Linked DNA regions of Homo sapiens: region 2 is linked to region 1. A link is an interaction called in ENCODE POLR2A ChIA-PET data of the cell type or tissue named here. Cell type or tissue: GM12878. All regions are shown on one strand.

The links. ChIA-PET counts read pairs that join two places held together with the same protein. Peaks named below come from ENCODE experiments on the same cell type or tissue, not always from the same donor. Only the 100,000 strongest peaks of a DNase experiment are listed, where the experiment ranks them.
Region 2: POLR2A ChIA-PET joins it to region 1 with 17 read pairs; 2 of 35 experiments call an interaction of 5 or more read pairs at or near these places.

The regions. Positions count from the first base shown.
Region 1 is chr10:24,924,770-24,932,769 of GRCh38, forward strand. All of the region lies in intron 3 of PRTFDC1 (phosphoribosyl transferase domain containing 1), which reads right to left. Among named protein-coding and RNA genes, the nearest start is that of PRTFDC1, 24 kb to the right of the region's middle. In GM12878, no CTCF peak of the experiment used is centred here; DNase peaks (open chromatin) are centred at 4,552 and 5,852.
Region 2 is chr10:24,702,425-24,710,424 of GRCh38, forward strand. All of the region lies in intron 2 of ARHGAP21 (Rho GTPase activating protein 21), which reads right to left. Among named protein-coding and RNA genes, the nearest start is that of ARHGAP21, 17 kb to the right of the region's middle. In GM12878, no CTCF peak of the experiment used is centred here; no DNase peak of the experiment used is centred here.

The DNA.
Region 1 (8,000 bases):
ATAACATCTCACTCCAGTTAGAATGGCTATCATTAAAAAGTCAGGAAACAACAGATGCTGGAGAGGATATGGAGAAATAGGAACACTTTTACATTGTTGGTGGGAGTGTAAATTAGTTCAACTATTGTGGAAGACAGTGTGGTGATTCCTCAAGGATCTAGAACTAGAAATACCTTTGACCCAGGGATCCCATTACTGGGTATATACCCAAAGGATTATAAATCATGCTACTATAAAGACACATGCACACATATGTTTATTGTGGCACTCTTCACAATAGCAAAGACTTGGAACCAACTCAAATGTCCATCAATGATAGACTGGATTAAGAAAATGTGGCACATATACACTATGGAATACTATGCAGCCATAAAAAAGGATGAGTTCATGTCCTTTGCAGGGACATGGATGAGGCTGGAAACCATCATTTTTAGCAAACTATCACAAGGACAGAAAACCAAACACTGCATGTTCTCACTCATAGGTGGGAGTTGAACAATGAGAACACATGGACACAGGGCGGGGAACATCACACATTGAGGCCTGTGGAGGGGGTGTCGGGGGCTGGCGGAGGGATAGCATTAGGAGAAATAACTAATGTAAATGTCGAGTCAATGGGTGCAGCAAACCAACATGGCACATGTATACCTATGTAACAAACCTGCACATTGTGCACATGTACCCTAGAACTTAAAATATAATTAAAAAAATAAATAAACCTCTTTCCTTTATAAATTACCCAGTTTCAGTTATGTATTTATTAGCAGCATGAGAACAGATTAATACAAGCATATTTTTTGTATATATACATAGCATGCTTAAGTTTCATGGGACCAGCAAGCTTTCAAATGATAAACGGAGGAAATGCAGACAACGTGAAATACAACTGAAATCTTCAGGCATCTGTTGTGATTAATACTAATAACACATACACTTTCTTGTGGGTCTGACCCTTCCTAGTTTCCAGCTTCCTCCCTCCTAACTGTTAAGTCACTTGCTCCCTATCCTATCCCCACTTCATCTACTGGCTCGACCTCATCAAATCGCTAGGAAGAAATCCGACCTTAGGTGGGGTTGGAACTCTGTGGAACTGCTAGGCAGCCAACTGGAGTCTGATGCCCAGCAACTGAATGTTATGCCTCTCACAATGGTTTTGGTCTTTCTGCTCTGTTCCCAAGTTCCAGTATCCACTGTGTGCTCTGGATTTGTCCCTTGTCCTGTGCCCACGTCTCTTCCTGGGAACTTGCCCAGTACTCCTGCAGAACTAGAGGGCTTTCTTCTCCTGCCAGTCCACCTCCTAGGGACTGGAGTCCTTTTCCTCTTCCACAGATCCAGGAGACAGACATGGTGTTAAAGGACCTAGTTTGGATGTCACTTCTAGCTGTGTGTTCTTGGGAACCCAGCTAACCCCTCTGGCCTCCATGCTCTTACCTGTGAAACTTTATAAGGATCTTGCAAGGGCTTAATAAGCTAATAGATATAAAGCACTTAGGACAATAGTTGGCCCTAAGTACTCAGTGAATATTATGTTTTATTAGCAGTGGTACCAACATACACAAGTGGGCTGATACTGGCTACCTAATACTTGGAGTTCTGAAGGCTGTGATCTTTCATCCATCTTTTTTTGAGACGGAGTCTCATTCTGTTACCCTGGTTGGAGTGCAGTGGCACAATCTCAGCTCACTGCAACCTTCCCAGCCTCCTGAGTAGCTGGGACTACAGGCGCCCGCCACCATACCTGGCTAATTTTTGTATTTTCAGTAGAGCTGGCATTTCACCATGTTGCCCAGGCTGGTCTCGAACTCCGGAGCTGAAGTGATCTGCCTGTCTCGGCCTCCCAAAGTGCCGGGATTACAGGCATGAGCCACTGCGTCCGGCCATTTCATCCATCTTTCAACTACTTATGACCCCTGCTGCACTGGACTTCAACTCACATCTGTAGCAGAGTGAGTCCATTCCCCGAGATGTCTGCTCCAGGGCCGGGTCCTGTTCCTGGTCCTGGATTCAACCCCAGCCTGTTGCAGTCAGCTAAGTTGAGCACAGCTCTGTCCCCAGAGTGATCTCTCAACACTGGATTGATACTATAATTTAATAATTCCTTCTGCATCATTCTCTTATTTTCCCTCTCAGTGTTTGCTTTTCACAAGGAAAAACAAACTCTAATGAGAATCTCTCTAGAGGAATAAATTTGAATATGAAGAATGTATGTCAAGAAAATGCATGGATATTTATAAAATAAAAAGGCTGTAAGGAGTGATAACAAAAAATACTGAGATTAACCTTATTACATAAATGGGCTTTGGTTTCACTTTAAAAAAAAATTTCACTTCATAGAATTAACTATCTCAGAGTAAACTTGCCTAGAGCAATGCTAGATGATCTCTTTTTAGGCCAAACTAGATATTTGTTTCATGCCAAGTTTCTTCATCCATGCCCTGCTGAAAGCCCATCATAAATACCTCTTAAAAACCAAAAGTCAAAGAGAAAACAGGACTGTCAATACTCTTTGTTTCAGTACACATAGGAATAAGACAGATGTTTCAGCGTTTCTATCCAGAGGTCACAGAGAAATTATGTTCTGGTTTTCATAAATACTTCTGATTAATTTTTAATGATTTATATGAACTGATTCAAACCACCCAGGCCTATTCCTGATGTACTCTTTAGTTAATAACTCTCCCTTTGAAGTCTGCAAAAATGTTTTGAGGATGTTAAAAAATATTTTAGACACTAACATGGAAAAAATCTGTAGCTTCAAAGGAAATACCCAACTGTTTGCAAAAGAGTATTGAAGTGATATTGCGGGACCCAATTTTTTTTTTTTTTTTTTTGAGACAGAGTCTTGCTCTGTCACCAGGCTGGAGTGCAGTGGCGCAGTCTTGGCTCACTGCAACCTCCACCTCCTGGGTTCAAGAGATTCTCCTGCCTCAGCCTCCCGAGTAGCTGGGACTACAGGTGTACACCACCACGTCCAGCTAATTTTTGTGCTTTTAGTAGAGGTGAGGTTTCACCATGTTGGCCAGAATGGACTCTATCTCTTGACCCTGTGATCTGCCTGCCTCAGCCTCCCAAAGTGCTGGGATCCTACAGGCGTGAGCTATTGCACCCGGCACAGGACCCAAGATTTTTAAATGACCAAAGAGTAAAGACAATGTTTTCTGTTATATTTCAGCTATTTGAACACTTGCAAATAAAATTGCTGAAAAAGATGAGGCGCTACCAATTTTCACTAACTCCAAGTTACACATTTTTTGTTATAATATCTCCCAAATCAAGATGCATCTTACATACAATCCATGTCAAATCATGGCTTAATTTAGAGCATTTTTTCTTTCATAGTGGTACATAAAGTAACAATCTATGATGCCTTTAGATTTAGTGAAATATGGTAAGTTTTAGAATTTTTGTGGTCTCTCATCTTCCCTCTTCTAGTCCTTTATTTTCTTCTATTTTCCTATTTCTTTATTTTTCCTCTCCATTTTTACTTAAAAATATGTATGTGTGTGTGCATGTGCTTACCTATAAACCTACTTTGGACCCATCTGGCACCCCCCCACAACTGAGGAACTCTTCTACTATCTTCAAAGAATTGGAGTCTTTTTTCTTCACCCAAAGCCCAAGGTGAGACTCTGCTAAACACAGATTTCCTGTCTCAGAAAGAAAAGGAGGCTTTCTTTTTCTTTTTTTCTCTTAAGACAGAGTCTCGCTCTGTTGCCCAGGCCGGAGTGCAGTGGCACAATCTCAACTCACTGCAACCTCCACCTCCCGGGTTCAAGTGATTCTATTGCCTCAGCCTCCCAAGTAGCTGGGATTACACGTGCCCACCACCACGCCCAGCTAATTTTTGTATTTTTAGTAGAGATGGGGTTTCACCATGTTGGCCAGGCTGGCCTGGAACTCCTGACCTCAGGTAATTGGCCCATCTCGGCCTCCCAAAGTGCTGGGATTACAGGTGTGAGCCACCGTGCCAAGAAAAAGAAGCTTTCGGCTGAGCGCAGTGGCTCACGCCTGTAATCTCAGCACTTTGGGAGGCCGAGACAGGCAGATCACGAGGTCAGGAGATAGAGACCATCCTGACTAACACGGTGAAACCCTGTCTCTACTAAAAAACTACAAAAAAATTAGCCGGGCGTGGTGGCGGGCGCCTGTAGTCCCAGCTATTCGGGAGGCTGAGGCAGGAGAATGGGGTGAACCCAGGAGGCGGAGCTTGCAGTGAGTCGAGATCGCAGCCACTGCACTCCAGCCTAGGCGACAGAGGCAGACTCCGTCTCAAAAAAAAAAAAAAAGAAAGAAAGAAAGAAAGAAAGGGAGGCTTTCAATTCCAGGCACCCTTGCTACTTGGAAACAGTTCAGCAAAAGTTCACCCTGGTGTAGGGTAAAGACTACTCACTAAAACTAAAGACACTGAACCTGGCTTATCCATTCTGTTCCCATTCCTCACAAGCACAGATAACAAGAGCTGACTGATTTAAACCCTTTGTTCTGAACTGTGGGAATGAGAGAGAAAAAATGTATTTAGCGTTTCTCTTCCCTCAAGGGAGCAGGTTTGTGGCTAACCCTTAGCTCTAATGAGCTTCTTTAATACGAACGCCAGCTTCCCCAGGGGCCCACATCCCCTGTGTGGCAAATCTCTCGGCCCTACTGTGGTTACACTGTGAGTTGTATTTTAGCTCCAAAAAATCTCTTGGTGTTGCCAACATGCAGGAATTATTCATACAAAGCAGGGCACATTCAAACAACATGGGGCAGGATCTAGGGCAACTGTGGCTTGCCTAAAATAACATTCATCCTCAATTTTTAAAGCCTTGAAGTTGTAGTTTGAAGATTGTATTTTGTACAGAGGTTAGCTAACCAAATTGGTGGGAAACAATGAGATCAGAATGTTGCACCTCTGAATTACACTTTATCCTCACATTGGATTGCATATAAATTAATGAGCTTTTAAACCAGGGCAACATTTGAGAGAGAATAAAGGGAAAAAACTTGGCAAATAATGCATCCACATACAAAAAAGCTGTCTAAAAAGTCACTTGCTGGCACCTAACAATACTTCCCTCAAATCCTCCTGTTTTTCCACTCAAAGTCCCTTAGAATAGATATCCCAAAAGGCCTCCCACTTCCACCCTGATAGAGCTTTCTCAAAACACACTAAATCTGATTGCAGTCCTAGCTGTTTGGGAAGTTGAGGCAGGAGGATCATTTGATCCCAGGGAGGTTGAAGTTGCAGTGAGCTATGATCACACAACTGTACTGCAGCCTGGGTGATGGAGCGAGACCCTGCCTCTAAACACATGTACACACACACAAACACACACACACACACACAATCGGGTAGCTCAAGGGACTGCTGAATTATGCCTGTTTCTCTTTGATTCGAGTCTCTATATGCTCAGGAGTTAGTATGAAGCCTGAAGCTCAAGGTTCTTTCCGAATTTTTCTGGATTTGGCCTCCTAAAAGCAGCAAGCAAGCTTTAAGTGAATCCAGAGAACAAGCAGGTAGAGTGAAAGTTCATGTCTTGTGGAGTATCTCCATGGTGCAGGGCAGAAAGAGGAAAAGCAAAGCATAGTTTTCCATAATTTACAGAAAAACCCAGTGTTAATATTCATTTTCTTAGAAGGTACTACTTGATAGCTTATTAATTCAACATATAAAACATTTCAGAAAAAAAAGCAGGTAATTGTCTATTTATGGATATTGTCATTCTTCCAGCAATAATAGAAGCTGGCTTAGCCGGGTTAGGTGAATGTCAAAATAAAGCTCAAGAAAAAATAATGCTGATTCATTTGGTCAAATGTTCTTCCTTTTAGCCTAATTTATCTCAACACATCTCTAGGGAGACTGTACACTCCAGTGGTCACAGTCTTGAGCTCTGGCGTGGAACTTTGATTTAAATACTAGATCCACCACTTACATGCTGCTTGACCTTGGGCATGTTACTGAACATCTCAGGTGTCTGTTTCATTATGTGTAGTACAAATATAATAAGGCTGCCTGTTTCTTATTTTGTGTCTACTATTGAATTAATCAAGTTTGGAGTTTCCTTTATTCCTTTTCATCCTCTTTACTAGCTGAAAAATTATAAATAACATTCCTATTTTTTCAGTGGTCACCCTTAAGAGGTGCTGTTTAGAGAAATACGCAAGGAAAAGGTATGAGAAATTAGAAAGAAATAGTAGTATTTAGTTTGACATGGATTACAATGGTGATAGTTTCCGCAATATAAAATATATCCTGGGCCATAGAACAAGCCTCAAAAAATTTAAAAGAATTGGAATCATACAAAATACAGTTTCTGCAACAGAATTCAACTAGAAACAATACAGGAATTATGTATGGAAAATCCCCCAAATACTTGAAAATTAAACAACACGAGACAACCAATGAGTGAAAGAGGAAATTAGAAAATAGTTTGAATTGAATGAAAATGAACACAATATATCAAAATGTATAGAGGCAGCTAAAGAAGTACTTAAAGGAAAACTTACAGCATTATATGTTTGTATTAGAAAATAAGAAAATCTCAAATCTATGAACTCAACTTTCATTTTATGAAACTAGGAAAATAAAAGAAAATTAACCCCAAAACAAACAGAAGGAAGGAAATAACATAAAAGCATAAATCAATGAAACTGAAAACATAAACACAAAAGAGAAAATCGAGAAAGCAACAAATTGGTTCTTTGAAAGAATAAAAAAATTGAAAAACCTTTAGGCATACTGGTGAAGAAAAGGAAAGAGACAGAAGATACAATTTAATACTATCAGGACTGAAAGAGAGAATATCACTACAGAGATTAAAGATAATAAGGGAATATTATAAACAACTTTATGTCCAGAAATGTAAAAACTAGATAAAATGGACAAATGCCTTGAAAGACACAAACTATTAAAGAGTGAGAAAACTATTAGCCTGAATACTCCCATATCTACTAAATAAACTTAATTCCAATTAAAAAAATCTTCTGACAAAGAAAGCTCCATGTCAAGATGGTTTTACTGGTGAATTCTACCAAATACCAAAGACGAATTAGTACTAATTCTACACAAACTCTTCTGAAAAAAAGATGAGGAGAAAATACTTCCCAGTTTATTTTAAAAGACCAATATAAGCCTGATACCAGAATCAGAAAAAGGCACTATAAGAAAAAAAAAAAACAAAAAACTATGGTTTAATATCCTCCAAGCACTTAAATGCAAAATTCCTCAAAAAATTAGCAAGTTGAATCCACCAATACATGAAAAGGATAATATGTCATTATATTACATTAATGGAAAGATAGTCCAACATTAGCAAACCAATCAATGTATTTTACCATATCAACATCTCTAGAAAAAGCACTGATGATATTCATTCATAATTTTTTAAGAAAATATGAAAAAACCTCTTGCAAAACTAGGAATAGAAGGAGCTTCCTTAACCTGATAAAGAACATCTTCAAAAAACCAACAGTCAGTATTATACTGACTGAAAACAAGGCAAGGATGTTTTCTCCCACCATTCATATTCAGGAGTGTATAGGAGGTCCTAACTGGCATGATCATGCAATAAAAAGAAATAAAAGGTCTGTAAGTATAAAGGAAGAAGCAAAATCATCTCTATTTAAGGAAGAAATTATTATCTTCATAGAAAACCCAAAAGAATCTATGAAAAAGCTATTAGAACTCATAAGTGAGTTTCATAAGTCATAGGATTCAATATACAAAATTAATAGTATTTCTAAATACTACCCATAAATAATTGGAATTTGAAATTCAAAGAAAAACTTACTGAATATAATAGGATCAAAATCATTAAATATATAAGTATATATCTAACCAAATATGCCTAAGATCTGACACTTGAAAACCAGAAAACACTGAAATAAGATCTAAATAAATTAGGAGATATACCGTGTTCATGGAATGGAAGACTAAATAGTGTTACAATGTCAATTCCCCCCAAATTGATCTATAGATTCAAGGCAATCTTGATAAAATTCTAATGTGTTATTTTGTAGAA
Region 2 (8,000 bases), 220 kb before region 1:
CTGGCCAATACCTCCATTCTTAATTGTGGTATGGGAATAACCAGTATTGTAATCTACAACTTTTTAAAATTCACTCATCTGTCAAGAAGCCCAAGAACAATCACCTCTCTAAGATCTTCAGAATACAAAAAATGTATTGTTTTAAGGTTTTTTTTTTGGTTTTTTGTTTTTTGGTTTTTTGAGACAAGGTCTTGCTCTGTCACCCAGGCTGGAGTGCAGTGGCAGAATCTCGGTTCACTGCAACCTCCACTTCCCCGGCTCAAGCAATTGCCCCACCTCAGCCTCCCAAATATCTGGGACTACAGGTGTGCACTACTATACTCAGCTAATTGTTTTGTAAAGATGAGGTCTCACTATATTGCCCAGGCTGTTATTAAAGTTATATCCTAAAAATAGTGTCACTATGACCCAGTAATTTCACCTCTAAGACTGTATCCTATGAAAATAATCCTGAACAGGAAACAGTTTAAAACACAAAGATATTCACCACACATTATAAGAGCAGAACACTGGAAGCAATTTAAATGTTCAACAGATAAATGGTTTCAATATATATACACACACACATAATACATAGTTTATATTATAGTGTATAATATTATACACTGTACTTTACACTCTATATTATATAGGCATTGAAAATGATGTCCTAAAATGGAAAAGTGTACATAATATTCCAACTTGTAAAACCCACACACAAACTAGACACACTGGGTGAAAAAAAATGGCAGTATCAATATATTAACAGGAGTTGAATTTGAAGGATTTAATTAAGTAAACCAATTTTAATTTTCCAGTTTTTACAAGTGACCATGCATTTGTAATTTTTAAAATTAAATTAATGGATTTTTTACTACCATCTCTTTACTTTTAATGTAAATCTCATATAACATCACCTATACCAACTTAGAATACGCTAATAATAATTGTAAGCATGTATTAAGCACTCAACACGCCAGCACTATGTTAAATGCTATATCCAGGTTATCTCATTTTAAACTTCACAACAATCCCTGATGTTGGTACTGTCAGAGAGGAGAAGGCAAGTAACACTCAAGCCATACCACTGCCACAGAGCCAGGAACAACTCCAGGCCTTGAATTCAGTTCTTGGGCACTAAACTCTGCACTTTCAACTATAACACTATACTGCCTCCATACAACAGTGGTAATATTTAATAAGTAATGTTACCTTGCAGAATTCTCAGTATGCAACCTGAGAAACATGATGGCCACTCTCCCACTTCCCATGGTATCATTTCTTTTGTCTGTCTCCTTCAGTTGTTCTCCTTCCTTCCCATCCTGCCTTTTCTGCGACTTGTTTTCTCTCACCCATACTTCTTTCCGACCTATACCATAAGCTTTCCAAGGGTATCCGGCAGCATCCTTGATTACTGCTTAGCTTCAACGGTGAAACTCAAAGAAACCAAGTGCTGTCCTAAGTATTCCTATAAACAAGAGGTTACACACTAAAAGCCTAGAGCCACATCTGGTCAGCAGATGTATTTTGCTTAGATCTCACTATTTTGAAAACCTTGAATTAGTCATCAACATTTAAAAATTAGGACACGTTAACATGAAAATTCAAATTTTCAGCTTCTCTTGAAATCTAAATGATCTGACAACAGTGGGTACAACATGACAACAATCTCCTAAAGCCAAATCTCTAGTTATCCATGGTCTCCACCAGCCTCTATTGTCTAACCCCTGACTGTGATCCACTCACTTTCTTTACTCTTCAACTGCCTGGCTCCCAAAGTACTGATTTTGTGACCTCCACCAAATACTTTAAGTGGTGACACAGAAGCCACAGGAGATGTCATATGCCATTTTTACTTTATGCTAAGTTCTACATTTTTTCTTTTCTTTTTTTTTTTTTTTTTTTGAGACAGGGTCTCACTCTGTGGCCCAGGCTGCAGTGCAGTGGCCCATTCTCAGCTCACTGCAACCTCCACATCCCACGCTCAGGTGATCCTCCCACCTCAGCCTCCCGAGTAGCTGGGACTATAGGTGCACACCACCATGCCTGACTTATTTTTCTATTTTTTTTTTTCTTTTTTGAGACAGAGTCTCGCTCCACTGCCAGGCCAGAGTACAGTGGCACAATCTCGGCTCACTGCAACCTCCGCCTCCCAGGTTCAAGCGATTCTCATGCCTCAGCCTCCCAAGCAGCTGGGATTATTAGGCACATGCCACCACGCCTGGCTAATTTTTTTTGTATTTTTAGTAGAGACAGGGTTTTGCCATGTTGCCCAGGCTGGTCTCGAACTCCTGAGATCAGGCAATCTGCCCACCTTGGCCTCCCAAAGTGCTAGGATTACAGGTGTGAGCCACCGCGTCTGGTGGTAATTTTTCTATTTTTGGTAGAGATAGGGTTTCTCCATGTTGGCCAGGCTGCTCTCGAACTCCTGGGCTCAAGTGATCCTCCCAAGGTGCTGGTATTACAGGCATGAGCCATTATGCCTGGCCTAAAAACTCTTCTTCTCAGAGACATTGGCAACTAAATGGCTGATTATCAGACCTAAACCACAAGGATGGTAGCAACAACAATCCTAGCAAAAAACCCCAGGCCAAGGCACATCCAAAAAAGCACTTTTGATATCGCTGGCTTACTGGATCAATGCACCCCTAGATTCTATTGCAACTCAAATTAAATTCCTTTGGGATTACCCAGAATGAAGACGTCTTAAAAAGGTCTCAGACCTCAAACTAGAAAGTTTTCTGATGATGAGACTAACTAATGAGTTTAGTAATTGCTGTAAACTAGTCACTAAACGCTAAAAAATTTTAAGTTTCAGCTTCGTTAGGCTCCTGGTATTATGAATTTTACATGTTAAGATAATTCCAGTATCTATCTTCTTTTATCCTCTTAGCAGCCATTCAAAATCCATATTTTTTACGGTAATGTAAATCCATTAGGCACAGACTAGAAAGTGCATTGAGGGATCAATCTTACGGTGAAACAAACAGAGACTAAATGACCTTCTCCATCTCTGATTTCTCTGATACATTAGTCTATTATGCCCAGCCTAAACTATGAAAATATTTTTTCACCATTCCAGAATAGAGAAAACAGTACATAAAGAAAAGTATTGGACACCCCAAAGTACCACTGGGAACTAATTCCATATCATAAACGAAGAAGCTCACATCACAGTTATGGAAGAACTGAGAAATGGTTGGGGCTGGGGCAAGCATGGTCAGTGTGCTTTATTTATCATTCATTGCTTTCAATTACATTTTCAACTGTTTTCCTTTTAAATTTCAAACAATATTAAATAACTTGTTTTTAGTAAGGAAGACAAATACCCACAAAGTGATGAATAACCTACGAGGTAAATAATTCATAGTTTTTAAAGATTCACTGATAACTGGAACAAAAGCTATCATTCACGTTGCTTTCTATTCTGTAAAAGAAGCCATTATGCTGAATTTGTACAATATTATCTACGATTAACAACAAAGGTCTGATAATAACAATGTTGATCGAGGGATAAAGGGAAAAATAAGAGCTTTTGCTTCTTAGGGAAGAACACTCAAAAGCAGACAATAGCTAACCTAGCAGATTTTCTCTATTGCAAAATAACCATTTTCTAAACAGACTAGTAATCAAAAAAGTTTTAAAAAGTACTTCCATTTAATCCCACTGTGAAAGAACTCAAGAACCATATTTCACTAAAACTGAAAAACTAGCTAAAAAGCAACTCACTCCAAAATCTTGCCTACTTTCTAATAAATACAATGTCAGATGCCTTCAAAAATATGTAACATTTATGTTACAATTATATTGCTTTAATTGTTGGCCACTTTTAAGTAATTCATTCTAACTTCCCCTCCTCCACCACTTAAAGCTCTGCAAATAGTCTCATCTGTGCTACTTAAGAATTAACTTAATTCTTTTAAAGTAATTCAGATCATTAGATTTATCACATTAAACAGGTATTTTGACAAAAAAAAAATTCTAAAAGATTACTTTCCTACTCTTACAAGAAGACAGTGTTTTTATATCCTGATTTACTTTTGCTTTATACATCATAGCAGTTTTGAATTAAAAAGCAAATATATACATACACACTTATGAAACAAACCTGACCACTCCATGCACAATACAGATTGCACAACAAACTCCAATTGTGGTTGATCATGCAGTCTAAAATCCTGAACTGGGCCATGACTGCCTATAGCACAGTCTGCATCTCTTCTCTGACTCAGCTTCTGTCAGCAGAGCAGCGGGGTTACGAGAGCTCTGCAGTGATGTGGTCCACAAATAAGATCTTCCCCTCCCTTTCCTGTCTAAGCAGCAATAGCTAACTGGCAGAACGACATCATCTTCCCAAATGTAGTTCCCACCAGTACATTTAAATTATTAGATCATGAAGGAAAGTTTTCATAAAATTCTTACTGAGTATTTAACATTATTTAATTTGTAAAAGGTTATTGCTTTTTCCTTCTTTTCTGGGCATCTTTAGTCATTCAATGAAAACACAACCTGGGGAGGTGGTATATAAATCAATCAACTATGCTGGCTCCGGTCCACAGCAAACAAATTCCAACACAAGGCTGTGCCATCATCAATGACGCTCACACTGACTTGATCCCAAGGGTACCAAAGGGTACTCCGTCCTTTCTTAACCTCTCAGTAGCGCCACACAGAGCTAACAACTCCTTCAATGGCTCTCATCCTGGGTACCACAGTTCCAGTCTCTTTGTTCTCTTACTACTTCTTTAACTATTACTTCTTTGCAAAAGGCAATGTAGCAATGTGAGAAAAGCCTAGATCTTAATAAGACAGATGTATGACCAAGGAGGCTAAAGACTTATCCTTTAAGCTTCAAATCATTCATTTGTAAGATGGAGACATACCTTCACGAGGTTTAATCTGAAATAACATCTGTAACATGCTTAAAACAGTGTCTAACAGATATCTAATAAATGATTAATAGTTTCAAGATGATCACCCCTTTCTGTCTAAATCAGAATTCTATCCTTGACCTCCCTCTAATTTCTTACACTTCCATAGGTGAAGTCACCTCAACCTGTGATTTTAACTATGAATTATTTCTAAAGCCCTCTTCAACACCACCCTTTCTCCCAAGCTCCAAATCTGCGTGACTAAACACTTGCTAAGCACATACACCTACATACTACATGTCCAAAACTGAATTCATCACCTTCCCTCCAAACTTGCACGACCTCCTCTATTCCCTAATCTGCATAGTGGCTGTACAACTCATCCCCCTAGTCACCCAAACAGAAACCAGAGTCATCTTAGACTCCTCCTTCCTTACCTCTCATATCTAGCTACCAAATCATGTCACTTCTCCCAAAACATATAATGAACTGTCCTTTTTCCACTCCACCGGCACTGCCTAAATTCAGACCCCCATCAACTTTCTCCTGGATTATCACAGGGCATCTAGTTGGTCTCCCAAACATCCTGTCACCCCTCTCTGGAATCTTGTCTGTTCAGGACTAACAAAAGCACCTTTTAAACTAAAAGCTAATCATATGACTACTCTATAAATTCCTTCTGTTGCTCCTTTCTGCCTGTATACAGCAGTGTTTCCCAAGTATGTTCCTACTTGTTTTATAGGATGCAGAATATAAACTACAGTTAAGTAAAAAAAAGTCTTCAATAGCAAAATAAATTTGAGAGAAGCTAGGTTAAACAATGCTGCTGCTGGAAGCTTGCCAAAGGCTAAATATAAAGATCAAATTCAAAGTCCTCAAAATCTGAAAACTGAGGCTACTGAAAAGCTTGTTTCTAACTAGTTCGCCTTGGTGGCTGGTTTGTCGGCCTCTGTCCGTCCCTTAATTGGTGGTGTTCCTCAGATTCTGGACTTTGACCCTCTTCCCTCCCTCAATGACCTCATCAACTCCCAAAACTATAATTACCATAGATGCTGGCTTAATTGAACTCTGCCTAACTGACTTGCTAGACCAACCAAAATTCTTGATTTCCTGGCTAATTCTTGAATACTGGCTGATCCCATGGCTCAACTCTATTATTATTATTTGTACAAATTTATGGGGTATCATATGCAATTTTGTTATCTGCATAGATAGTGTAGTGGTCAAGTTGGCTTTTCGTATATTTATCACCCAAATAACACACACTGTACCCATTAACTAATTTATCGTCATTCACCTGCTCCCACTCTGTCACCCTTCTGAGTCTCCATTGTCTATCCTTCCACTCTCTACACCCATGTGTACAAATTTTTAGCACCCACTTATGAGCGAGAACATGCAATATTCAACTTTCTGTGCTTGGTTTGTTTCACTTAAGATAATGTCCTCCAGTTCCATCCACATTGCTGCAAAAGATATAATTTCATTCTTTCTTATGGCTGAATAGTATTCCATGAATAGTCTTCCATTCCAAATATACCACATTGTCTTTGTCTATTCCTCCACTGATGGACACTTAGGTTGATTCCATATCTTTGCTACTGTGAATAGTGCTGCAACAAACATACAAGAGCAGATATCTTTTTGATAAGTGGATTTCTTTTCCTTTGAGTAGATTCCTAGGTCAAATGGTAGTTCCATTTTTACTTCTTTAAGAAATCTCCACACAGTTTTCCATAGAGGTTGTAACAAAGAAAAGAGAGAAGACCCAAATAAAAAAATCAGATATGAAAAAGGAGACGTTACAACTGATACCACAGAAATACAAACGATCATCAAAAACTATTATGAACAGCAATTATGCTCACAAACTAGAAAACCTAGAGGAAATGGATAAATTCCTAGAAACATACAACCACTCAAGGTTGAACCAAGAAGAAATAGAAAACCTGAACACATCAATAACAAGTAGCAAGGCTCAATCAGTAATTTAAAAAAATCTCCCAACAAAGAAAGCTCAGGACTAGATGGATTCACAGCCAAATTCTATCAAACATACAAAGAACTAAAAAGAACTAATACCAATCCTCCTGAAACTGTTCTAAGAAATCAAGGAATAAGGAATTCTCCCTAACTCATTCTATGAGGCCAGTATCACCCTGATACCAAAACTGGAAAAGGGGGCGGGCACTGCGTCTCATGCCTGTAATCCCCGCACTTTGGGAGGCTGAGACGACAGGACAGCTTGAGCTCAGGAGTTCAAGACCAGCTCAGGCAAAACAGTGAGACCTCATCTCTACAAAAAAAATTTAAAAATTAGCCAGGTGTGATGGTGCATGCCTGTAGTCCCAGCTACTCAGGAGACTGGACAGAAAGACTGCTTGAGGCCAGCAGGTCGAGGCTACAGTAAGCCATGTTCATGTCACTGCACTGCAGGCTGGGTGACAGAGCAAAACCTTCTCTTAAAAAAAAAAAAAAAACAATCCAGACAAGGACACAACAACAACAACAACAACAACAAAACCCTACAGACCAATATCCCTGACGCACACAGACACAGAAGTCCTCAACAAAATACCTGCAAACTGAATCCAACCGTACTGCAAGCTCAACTCTTACAACTGGGAAGATAATCTAGACACTCAATTCTGCTCCCAACAAGTGACATTCAAGCTTAACATAAGTCAGTTTTATTTTTGCACATATCTCTTTATGTCTGTTTTGTGTTTGGTAATAATGTAATGTAGATGGTATGGAAACTGATGAAATATGGGTAAAAACAAAAGTTGTTCTTTCTGAGAAAACTAACTTGAGTACATTGAAAGGACTCAATAAAGGCTGTTGCTCACTTCTATATTTTTCCCTTCCTGGTCTTGTAGCTGAATAAGCTACAGCTAGGGAGAATATCCAGTATCTCTAGATATAAATATTCTAGATATACTATATGTAGAATCTCTAGATAGAGAGTATCTAGTGAGACATTAAATATTCTCCCTAGTATTCTAGAGATAATAGATATTCTCCCTAGCTGTAGCATATTCAGAATCTAAAGTTGTTCCCTGTGCCACAACATTCTTCTCTTCTTTCTACCTAGTTAACTCCTTCCTCAGTTAGCTTAGACACAATCTTCCCAGGAAGATTTTCCCTGAT